2 separate regions of the Mus musculus genome follow, and region 1 is linked to region 2. The links are chromatin loops, found by intact Hi-C in ENCODE. Cell type or tissue: left cerebral cortex. All regions are shown on one strand. Links, peaks and the distances in the headings refer to the core of each region. The heading gives the core; the rest is flanking DNA.

Evidence for each region. Hi-C counts contacts between places; a loop is a spot of excess contacts. Peaks named below come from ENCODE experiments on the same cell type or tissue, not always from the same donor. Only the 100,000 strongest peaks of a DNase experiment are listed, where the experiment ranks them.
Region 1: a loop joins it to region 2, with 7 times the contacts of the local background. A loop is called at or near these places in 2 of 42 quality-filtered maps.

Annotation. Positions count from the first base shown.
Region 1 is chr12:25,237,885-25,243,256 of GRCm38, reverse strand. No RefSeq gene overlaps it. Among named protein-coding and RNA genes, the nearest start is that of Gm36441, 31 kb to the right of the region's middle. In left cerebral cortex, for the core only: no CTCF peak of the experiment used is centred there; DNase peaks (open chromatin) are centred at 2,334 and 2,900; H3K27ac peaks cover 1,843 bases.
Region 2 is chr12:25,158,494-25,163,865 of GRCm38, reverse strand. The region is part of intron 4 of Gm36287 (a long non-coding RNA gene); the gene reads right to left. Among named protein-coding and RNA genes, the nearest start is that of Gm36287, 22 kb to the right of the region's middle. In left cerebral cortex, for the core only: a CTCF peak has its summit at 2,212; a DNase peak (open chromatin) is centred at 2,746; H3K27ac peaks cover 708 bases.

The sequences.
Region 1 (5,372 bases), core at 168-5,167, 79 kb before region 2:
GGAGAAGGGGGAGAAGGGGGAGAAGGGGGAGAAGGGGGAGAAGGGGGAGAAGAAGAAGAAGAAGAAGAAGAAGAAGAAGAAGAAGAAGAAGAAGAAGAAGAAGAAGAAGAAGAAGAAGAAGAAGAAGAAGAAGAAGAAGAAGAAGAAGAAGACGACTTCTTGTGTTTTGCAGATTGTATCTTGGATATTCTAAGTTTCTAGGCTAATATCACAGCAAAACCTCTCCTGGGCATATACCCAGAAGATGTTCCAACTGGTAATAAGGACACATGCTCTACTATGCTCATTAAGCAGCCTTATTTATAATAGTCAGAAGCTGGAAAGAACCCAGATGTCCCTCAACAGAGGAATGGATACAGAAAATGTGGTACATTTACACAATGGAGTACTACTCCCCGCTATTAAAAACAATGAATTTGTGAAACTCTTGGGCAAATGGATGGATCTGGAAGATATCATCCTGAGTGAGGTAACCCAATCACAAAAGGACTCACTTGATATGCACTCACTGATAAGTGGGTGGTCCTTTTCTTAACTCCTGGGCTTTGGTATGGGACAAGGGATGGGGATGCCAAGGTGTCAGTTGTCAGATCTCAAGCTCACTCCTCACTCACAGCCCAGAGCCCAAACTCCCCCGTGTCCACGGGTGCCCAAGGGCTGAGGAGAACATCATTTAGTGGCTATAAGAGCTTGTGAGCCACTCATTGCACCATACACTGAGGGGGGGTGGGTAACTCAGCGAGATTGAGAAACCTCAGTTTCTGCTTCCTAAATATCTAATTCTTTATTTAAGATTTGGCCTTGTTGCCAGAAATTAGCAAGTGACAATGTATTTTGACTCTTTAAAGTGTGCTGGGAACACATGAATCTACTTTTCCATAAAAGAGATTACTAATCGATACTTAAATTTATGATGGTCAGAAATGATATATAAGACATTTCCACAATGTTAAGACCTCGAGAGTGAGTGAGAGGCTGGAAGATAGCTCAGTGGGTAAAGCGCTTTCTACACAAGATCCCAGAACCTTCGTAAAAGATGGATGCCACAGCACATCTGACCAAAACGCTCCTACAGAGAGACAAGGGGCAGAGACAGGAGCTCATAAGCCAACCAGCATGTGTAGCAAAAAACCACAGAGACCCTGTCTAAAACAAGCTGGAAGGTCCCTGATATGAGTCACATGACACTGTGAGGGTGAGAGAATAAATTAGAAGTCTAAAGAACCCAACTCGTATAACATTACCTGCCTGATTCTTCCTCTTTAAGGACTTACCCAGCCATCTACCAGCAAGCACAGCTACCAACTACCAAATGCATATATTCTTGGCACGCTGTCTTAGACTGTGCAAGCTCTGTGATGTGGGTAATATTGTTTTTCCCATGCAGATGACTTTTTTATTGTGGTAAGAACTCTCAATATGAGATTGCCCGTGTTAACAGACATGCAAGTATTCAGGAAATTGCTGCTCACTGGAGGCCCAATGTCTATAGCTTATACATTCAGCATCAGGGAAACTTCCTGTCTGTTCCCTTCTCTCTCCACTTCCTGGTATCATTCCATTCACTGAGGCCATGAATGTGGCTACTTCCAAATGCCACAAGTACATGAAATCATATAGTGTTTGTTTTCTATGGCTGGCATATTTTACTTAGTAAATGTCCTCAAGGCTTACCCATTCCTTCTTCTTGAGGGCTAAATAATATTCCATCCTTTGTAGATGCTATGTTTTCTTTACACATCTTTCTGTCAGTGGACATTTATTAGGACTGTTTCTACATCTTTCCTATGTAGGCAGTGTGATTAAACCCATTTAACAGATGAGCTAACTGAGAGTCAGAGAAGTCAGGAAGCCCTCAAATTCAAGTACCCTTGTCAAACCGGGTCTTGACTGACTCCCCACCTTCTCCCTGCCTATGGCTTGTATACCTCAAGCATTAGCAGTCACATAGAGGGAAGTTGCCAGAGTCCCCTTTCTCTCTGTTTTACAGGTAGCCTGCAGATCCTGCCAGGCCTGCCTGCAGGTGCTAAATACGAAGGGAGCCAGGCAAGGCTAAGCCATCCTATTTTAAAGGCCCATTTCTACCATTCCACATTATCCTCCTCCAACCTGCAATGAAAACACACAGGGGAGGGGTGTAAAAGTCTTGTGGTGTGTGGCCTGGCCGGGCATGTTTTATACCCACAGGGTCAGTTTCCTTGGGCTGGCAAGTGCTAAGTAGGCTGCTGGCTTCCAGGGATATCCTAGCCAGAGAGAGTAGAGTGGTGAGAGAGGAAACAGTAGCCAATTAGGACAGTTTTACTGCCTGGAGTCCCAGGAGGGGAATCTGGGCCATCCCCGTGGAGAAGGGATTGGCTGGGAAAAGATTCACGAAAAAGGAGGTGCTGCCATGGTGTTAAGACCAGACTGAAGAAAGAAAGAGACCAGTGACCTTGTTAGGCATCTCTGTGTCTCTGTAGGGATGGGTGGACTAAGGCAGTGTGAGTCACCTGGATGACCCACCAGCAGTTCCTCCTGCCCTGAGACGGGAGAGAAGGGTGTACTTACACGTGGATGCAAGGCAGAGAGTACGCTCTTCACCTCAGCACTAAAACACGAACTGAGGAGCTGGGCGAGGAGCCCTTTGGGATTTGTTCCTTCTGGTTGGGAAATGCACCCAGGAAGGTTAGTTAGGAGGGTTCGAATGAAGAATCTCTTGGGTGAGTGTAACCAAACAGCCTTTGCGGTCCCCCTTCCTTGGGAACTTACCGGACTTAACAGGAAGTCCCCTTTACCCAGACCACTTCCCAGCATCAGAAAGAACAGGACATCCTGTCCCCACAGCTCTGCAAGGTCAAATCAACCAGCGGCATCTCTGTCCCCTTTTCTCACCAGAGGCCAGCGCACGGCCTCCTCATCAACATTCTGCCGGCTGGGCGTCGAAGCTGCGGGAACTGAGAAGTAGGTCACCCCACAGGCTAGGAAGGCTGCTGTGTGGTTTCAGCTAACTGGGTTGCTGGAAAGCCCCCCTGCCCACAGTTATCCCCTGAGTCACCACCTCACAGTGGCGAGGCAGCAGGCTGACTCCGTCTGAGCTCAGCTCGCAAGGCTGTGCTGTGTGGGGCATGGGAGGAGTGAAACCCACCTCTGAAACAAAATCCAATAGTATCACCCTTCAAGAGCCTTCCAGAAACCAGCCTTGGTAGAGGAGCACCCGGGGGCACTGTTGGGGAGGACTCTGCCTTTGTCCTAGATCCCCAGTACTCTGACAGATCTAAGCACTTGGGCCACAGGAGCTGGAAGCAGAAGTGGCCCAAAGGTCTGGGAGGTTTCAGGGGACACAGGTCAGGTGTACAGAGAGAGAAGCCTGGGACCAGAGGACATCAGGGTAAGAGCCACCCGTAGCTAGGTGGCAGTTGTTTAGATCCCTATGCAGAGTCAGAACAAGGGAGGAGGGTAGTGCAGTATTCACCCTCTTTTTCACCTTCTTTGGCCCCGTGTGTTTTTTGTTTGGTTGATTTTGGAGGTTTTGGGTGGGTTTTTTTTTGTTTGCTTGCTTGCTTTTTTTTTTTTTTTTTTTGGTTTTGGTTTTGGTTTTTTGGTTTTGTTTTCATTAATTTATTTATTTACTTTACATCCCAATGGAAGTTTCCCCATCCCCCTCTTCTCTCAGTCCCTCCCTCTCAACGCCCCTCCCCTCACCCTCCCCCCTTTCTCCTTAGAGAAGGGGAGCCTTCCCTTGGATATTATCCCACCTTGATATATCAAGTTCTAATAGGACTCGGTGCATTTTATTCTAGTGGGGCTAGGCAAGGCAGTCCAGTTAGTGGGGAAGGGATCCAAAGGCAGACAACAGAGTCAGTGACAGCCCCTGCTCCTGCTGTTAGGGGTCCCACATGAAGACCAAGTTGCACATCTGTTACATATGTGCAGGGGGCCTAGGTCTGACCTGTGTACGCTCTGTGGTTGGTGATTCAGTCTCAGTGAGCCCCGATAAGGCTCGTGTGTCTTGCTAAGGAGGTGGCATTGTACCTGAAGACACTGGAGCCGGTCTGGGTATTTTCTGGTGGAAAATTATGACCAGATATCTACTTTAGAAAGATGCCTCTGGGGCTGGGCAGTCCATTCAATCAGTAAAGCACTTGCAAGATCCGAATTAGATCTTCATAGCCCATGTAAAAGAAAAGGCATGTGGCATGGCTCCCATTCATAATCCCCATATTGGGTAGACAGAGACAGGCAGATTTCTGGGACTTCCTATCAGTCAACCTAGCCTACTTGGAGAATTCCAAGCCAGTGAGAGACCTTCTTTCAATAAAAAGAAGTAGACAGAACCTAAGAAATGACACTCAAGTTTGTCCACTGCTGGGAACAAGCATCTACAAGTATCAACACACACACACACTAAATATACACAAACACACTCACACACACACACTCATACACACACATCTAAGGAACCCATTAGGAGGAGAGTGACTCAGGACAGAGATTGCTTGGAGGGACACAAACGCACCCAACAGATGACAGTGTGAGGGAAACGGGAGAGGCAGAATGTCTGATGAGCTGAGAATGATTTGGTCTGCACATAATATCTGCTGTGTGTCCCTGGGTACGTGACCTACCTTCATCATCTTGCCCAATCTCTCCAGTTCCCTGATATGGGGCCTGAACTTGTCCACTTGATGGGAAGGGGATGAGACACAAAAGGCATCAGATCCCAGAGCTGGGGAATGCGGATTGAGGGTAACTGCTCCCAGAATCTCTTGCTAACCCCAGCCTGGCACACCCAGCTTCAAGAGTCAGCCAGAAGATCTGGATGGGTGGCATGATTAGACACAGGCAAGGGGTATATCAGAAAGAAAGTCTCGGCAGACATACCCAGAGGAACATTCAAGGCATTGTTACCCTGTAAACTTTCTGTAGTATATTCTAGAATGTTCTACATTTCTATTGCTGTCCAAGAGAATGCCCAAATGCACTCACTATTGCTACGTGTGCTTGAAATATGGCTATTGGGAATTTCAACTTTTATTTTATTATCATTAACTTAAACTTGAGCCATTACCTGTGGTGAGTTGGTGGCCAGGCTAGCCAAGGAAGATCAGTTTTGGAGCCAACACAAACTATGCTTGAAGCACAGAAAGCCCAGCCTAGCCTGGGCCAGAACTGCACAATCAGTGACTTCTGCTTAATGGGTCCAAGTGCCTGCTACTAGCTCTCCACATTTCTTGGGATAACAAAGACCCACAAAGGTAAAGGAACGACCCGTCTTTACCTACAGAAAACCAGGGTATGAACTGGGGAGATGGCTCGATGGGTAAGGTTCTTGCCTTACAAGCATGAGAATCTGAGTTGGATCCCTGAAACTCTCATAAAAATCATCATGGCTC
Region 2 (5,372 bases), core at 235-5,234:
AGCCTGACTGAGCAAACACAAACAATTAGGTTGTTCTGTGTGGCCATTTGAACAATTCTGAGGCAGTGGCCTTCGAGAGGTTTCAGTTTGAGCCTGAGGCCACTGCCACTGCCTTGCCTAGCAAGCCCTGCCCTCTGTCCTCCCAACACACTCGCTTATTTGAATTAATGCCAACTACTCCTTTGCGGAGGACACCAACACCCCCACCCCCACGGGGCAGCCTGAGTAACCTCCTCTGGCCTCAGCTCCCTGGAGGCATCCAAGGTTATCAGCAGCATGGCCCAGAAGAATCCAACTACTGAAATCGCCATCACCCCCACAGAGGGAACCAGATGTGCTGCCCGTGTAGCCTCCACTGTGATGCTGCCACAGAGTGGGCTTCCAGGTCTGTGCAGAGGGCTGCTTTGTACCTTTGCAGTAACAGAAGAACGATTTCCCCAAACATCTATATTCTGATGTGTCACACTGAATCCCCAAGGAGGGACTGACTGCCCTGTGTGGCCTGTTTTGGCTTTCACAGACACGGCTGGTGGAAGTGTACCCATACCTGTACATGCTATATAAACCTGATCCTGTATACATCATCACCCATACACTGCATTTGATGATCTTATTTGCATTAAGACAAAGTCTGAAATGTGCCAGTTACTGACTGGGTGACTTCTGAGAGGTGACTAGAAAAAAAAAGAAAAAGAAAAAGAAAATCTGTGACCTAGTATTGCTCCAGAGTGTTTGCAAAGGGACCAAATAGGGAGAAAACATTAAGATGACCCCGGAAGGCCTCCTGGAAGTGACTTTGAGAGCTGGGTGACAGCCATCAGTAGCAGAGCCAAGGAAACAGAGTTGGGGAAGAAGGCGGCTGTGTCCTGCAGCAACGCCGAGAGCCCTTCCCTCCAGGGCCAGCTCCCCTAGGAGGGCAGAAAATGACTGGCTATCCTCATTACCCCGGCTATGTCTATCTCCTCCCTCAGGGCTGAGGTCTTCGTATGTCAGATGGGAAGAGCAAGCATGGCAGCCTGTCCAGGAAAGCAGGTGAGACAGGGCCTGTGGAACTACACAAGGGCCATTGTCCACATTCTGTCCCTCTTCCTCAGGGGTGGCAGAGAATACTTCCTCCCAGAAGGAAAGTGGAATCAGGTCCTCACCCCTTCCCACCTCCCCACAGTGGCCCCTTGGGGCATGTGGCCAGAATGGGGGGGGGTGGCCGACCTCACCCCTTTGTCACTGAGGAAGCTTCTAAGGGATGCACAGAATCTGCCACTGTCTCCTCATCTAAAGATCATCGATAATTACAAGAAAAAACTCAATAAACCCAAGAACACAGAGACAGCCTTCTTGGGGTGATCTTAAATGAGCCCCTTGGGGGTGCTTATTCCCTTGCTTAAGGGGTCAAAACTCAGATGGATGAAAGTGGGCTCTGAAAGGACCACGGGAGCCAACAGTGGGCACATACACTTGACCGAACACTATACACTGCACACAGCCCCAGAACCCCACAGGTGAACTCCATGGATTGTCAGATTGGCGACTTCAGCCACACTTGGCTCAGTGTCCTAGGCTCCGTTACAGGAAGAGGCTCCTTCCCCGTGGCTGTAGAGATGGGGAGCAGAGCCAAGTACAGTCAGAGATCCAGCCATAGAAAGGATGAAGAAGTTAACACTATCTGCACATTGCCCCAGGTCTCAGGGGACATCACTAAGGTCAGAATGTCCTGTGTGTGGAATGACTCGTCAACTATGTAAACTTGCACAGAACACATGGAGCACCAAGGACTTTGCTCTCCGCCGAGGAGCCAGCCAGCCCTAGGACCCTAATCAGCCAGAATCCCCAAACTGGGAAAGGAGCCATTAAGAACCACAGAGAGCCACTGAAACCTCAGAGACTCCATTATCCGCACTCTTGACCTTCCTTGCTAGGCCCCTCAGCCAGCCCTCACTGCCCTCCTTCACCACTGGGCTTCCCAGGTTTACTAGGGAGCACCCCTGGCCTCCCTCAGGCTGTACTTTGAAATTTCAGGTGTCCGGCTCCTGGAACATCAAAGATGACACCTGTCCTGCTTCCTTAACCCAGTGGCCTGGGGAAGTCCAGCCAGCCCCAGGGTCTGCGGGTCATACTCCAAGAAGCTGGCTTTGATCAGAGACTCGTTGGCCTTGTAGCCCCCATGTCCCACATTCACTTCTCAGGCAGGTGCAGTGGCTCTGTTGCTGCAGGCAGGTGGCAGCTGAGAACTACTGCCTAGACTCATGTCCCTTTCCCGTTCCACCAGCCCTGCCCTCCAGGAGCCGCAGCCCATGTGATTACGGGTTAACGGGTTAACCGCTTTAATTTTAGAAGCAACCCCGAACAATGGCATAGCAGACACTGGCTGTGCGTCTCACAATTCACGTTCTCTACATACTGGGACAGCAATATTTTTAGGCCCTATTCAAGTAACCTGCCCCGCCTGCCGATGAAATATTAATTAAAGGTTACACTTTCAGCCCTCAGAAAATGATTACACAAGATAGCAATTATATTTTCTGTATATTAAAACTGCACCTTGCTGTGCACAGGAATTAATAATTGCAAACCCAGTTGTTACAGTGGCACCATCAAAGCTGGAAGGAGGCGTGCCTGAGAGGGGAGAACAGACCCACAAAGAAAGTGGGTGACTTCAAAGAACAGAATCCCACATTCAGAGCTGGGATTGCTTCTCAAGGTCATTAACGATTCAGGATGTCTGACAGAGTGGCCCAGTTACAGAGTACACGGAGAAACAGAATTTAGAACAGGGTGCAGCTACTGCCTGGATTCTGGTGGCTAGACTGTCTGCAACCTGGCATCCCAGGGGCCAGTGAGGCAGCTCTTTGAGCCTCTTCCAAGGGACTTTAAGACTCAAGATAGCCAGAAGTTTGGAAAGCCAGCAATTCAAAGCTTCCCAGTTCTCCCACTAAAGGAAAATGGCAGCACATAGACCAGAAGATAGCAGTAGTGGCAGCCGACTTGATCAAGCACCTACCGCAGCCTCCTCTGTGAAGTAGGAATTCCTATCTCCATTTTATAAATAAAATCAAAGATCCAAAAACATTAAATGACTTGCCCACTATGACACAGGAAATGGCAGGATTAGGATCCAAACTGATTGTCCCACAAGTCTGTAAGTGCCAGGATGCTAAGTTTGTTCAGGGTAGTGTCTCTACAAGCCACCTAACATCATGACCAACACATGGTCAGTAAATTTTACTAGTGTATGAATGAATGAATGAATGAATGAATGAACCCCTGAATTAATCAATCATCCTTGCTTGGGAGGTCAAACTCTACAAACCAGCAAAGCAGACTTTTTTCTTTAAATTGCTCTGACTTTTGATGGGTCTGGTATTCCAGGGAGTAGGCGTGCCTCTTGCATACATCAGACAGACATCATACCACCCCCCAACCCATGGCCTCATTTTTCCCTTCAAGACATTGTCAAACATTTTCCACAAGACAAAATATGACACCGGTGGCATGTGTCATGAAACACTTATGGTTTATTTGACTCTGTGACAATGGGAAAATCAGATACTTTCTACAAAGCTCCCTAAAGAAGCCCTTAGTGACCATGTCAAATCTCACCATGACCCTGAGCAGAGGTCCCATGACCCTCTCTGCCCTTCAAGTCTGAGAATTGGTCACACAGAGAAGCCTTATTTCTTTTCATGGAAGGCGAGCATTCAGGTCACAAAGGGGTGGATCCATAGGGAATGGTGGCTCTGCTGGTATCTCCTTGTGACCTAGAGGGCTGGCTAAATGCAAGGGAGAATTTGCAGCTAGAGACTGGAAGAGTGGGGATGCTGTAAGGCCACTCAGCTAGATCCCCTGTAGAGAAAGAGAAGAACACCCACCCCTGGCCCCAGGCCCAAGCCAGCTCCTTGGAAGACAAAGACCAGCCTAGATGAACGAATTCTTCTGGGCATTCTGGTGGATGGTTCTACCACATGGGCAAGCTAAGAGGGTTGAGAGGAAGCCACCCAGGGCATCCAGTAGCTTCTGCACACAGGGTGCCTCTCAGACTGAGTTCCTGGACACAGCCTGGCAGAGTACCAGAAGCCCATCGCCCTCACCACCCATGCTGATGAGGGGACTGCCTGGCAGCAGCTGTCTGCCTCCCCAGCATGCAGCACCGTTGGCACTGATCTGGGGGCCAGACACAGACGTGGAAAGTTGCAAGCGAAGTGCAGTAGTGCATTAGAGTCCCAGAAAGTTGGAGGCTAAGACCAAAGAATTACTTGAGTCCAGCAATCTACTGGCACTGAGACCCTATCTCAAAACACACTAAGAACTCACCCTTGAGAATCATGCAGCATACAGAGAGAGCAGAGCCATGAATAGTGGCTTCAGTATATACTGAGCAGAAACCCGAGCCAACCAGTTTGTGTATGATTCCCCTGGACCCTTAACAAGTTACCTCCTCAGAGGGAATGTCCCTGAGGCACCTTCCAGTCCAATCCTACAAAACTGTTTTTATCAGATTGCCCTCTGTGCTGAGGACAGCCTAACAGGAAACTTGGATAACGCCAAGGCCATGGGCATCGTGGGAAGGGACAGTGGGAAGGAGGAACTCTCTGAAGCGCCTTGGCAGCCAGAGAGCTCCATAGAACTAGGCCATCGGGCTCTGCTCTGGGGGCTGATTCATAACTGCTCCAGACACACTTAACAAGCAGGGGAGTCTTTGAATTTCCATGACCAATCTAGGCTCTGGGGTCCCAGCTCTGCATCAGGCTAAGACCCTTTCCCCATTGCCGTCATTGCATGACTAGAACCCTACAGAAGGTTCCAGACCTTGTAGTGAGGCCGCCTCTAGGGAATCTTTTAACTTCACAGAGTTTGAGCCCCTCGCACTGGAGGAGACCAAGATGGCGGGTCTAACTCACCATGACTATGTAAGGCTATTTTGGTTTCTTTAAACATTTCATTCCTTGCTTGTAAGCAGGGAAAGCAAACTGCCCAGATCAAGGCCCCCACGGTTCTCAAACCCTACCATCTTCATTTAGCAAAGGAGTCCCAAAGCCATTTACTCTTTCTGATTCTGCATTCATTCGCTTGACTCGGCCTCCTTGGGCACACAAAGCACAGAACCCAGTGAGTAGGCAGGTACCCTACAAAACAAGGCCTACCTCCCTCACCTCTAACTTCCGGGCAATTCCCTGTTAAGCTAAGGCTCCTTCTGGGAGGTAGCAAAGCCTAAGGCATGAACATGGGTGGAGGAGGAACAGTCATAGTCGGAGGCAGCCACAGGCTACAAGAAACTGGCCCAGGTCACAGCAACCCAGAAATACCACTTTTAGCTTCAGCAAAGGCTCCGTTCTGGGAGTTCCATAGCAAACCCTTCCAAAGTTCCTCGTGGGACT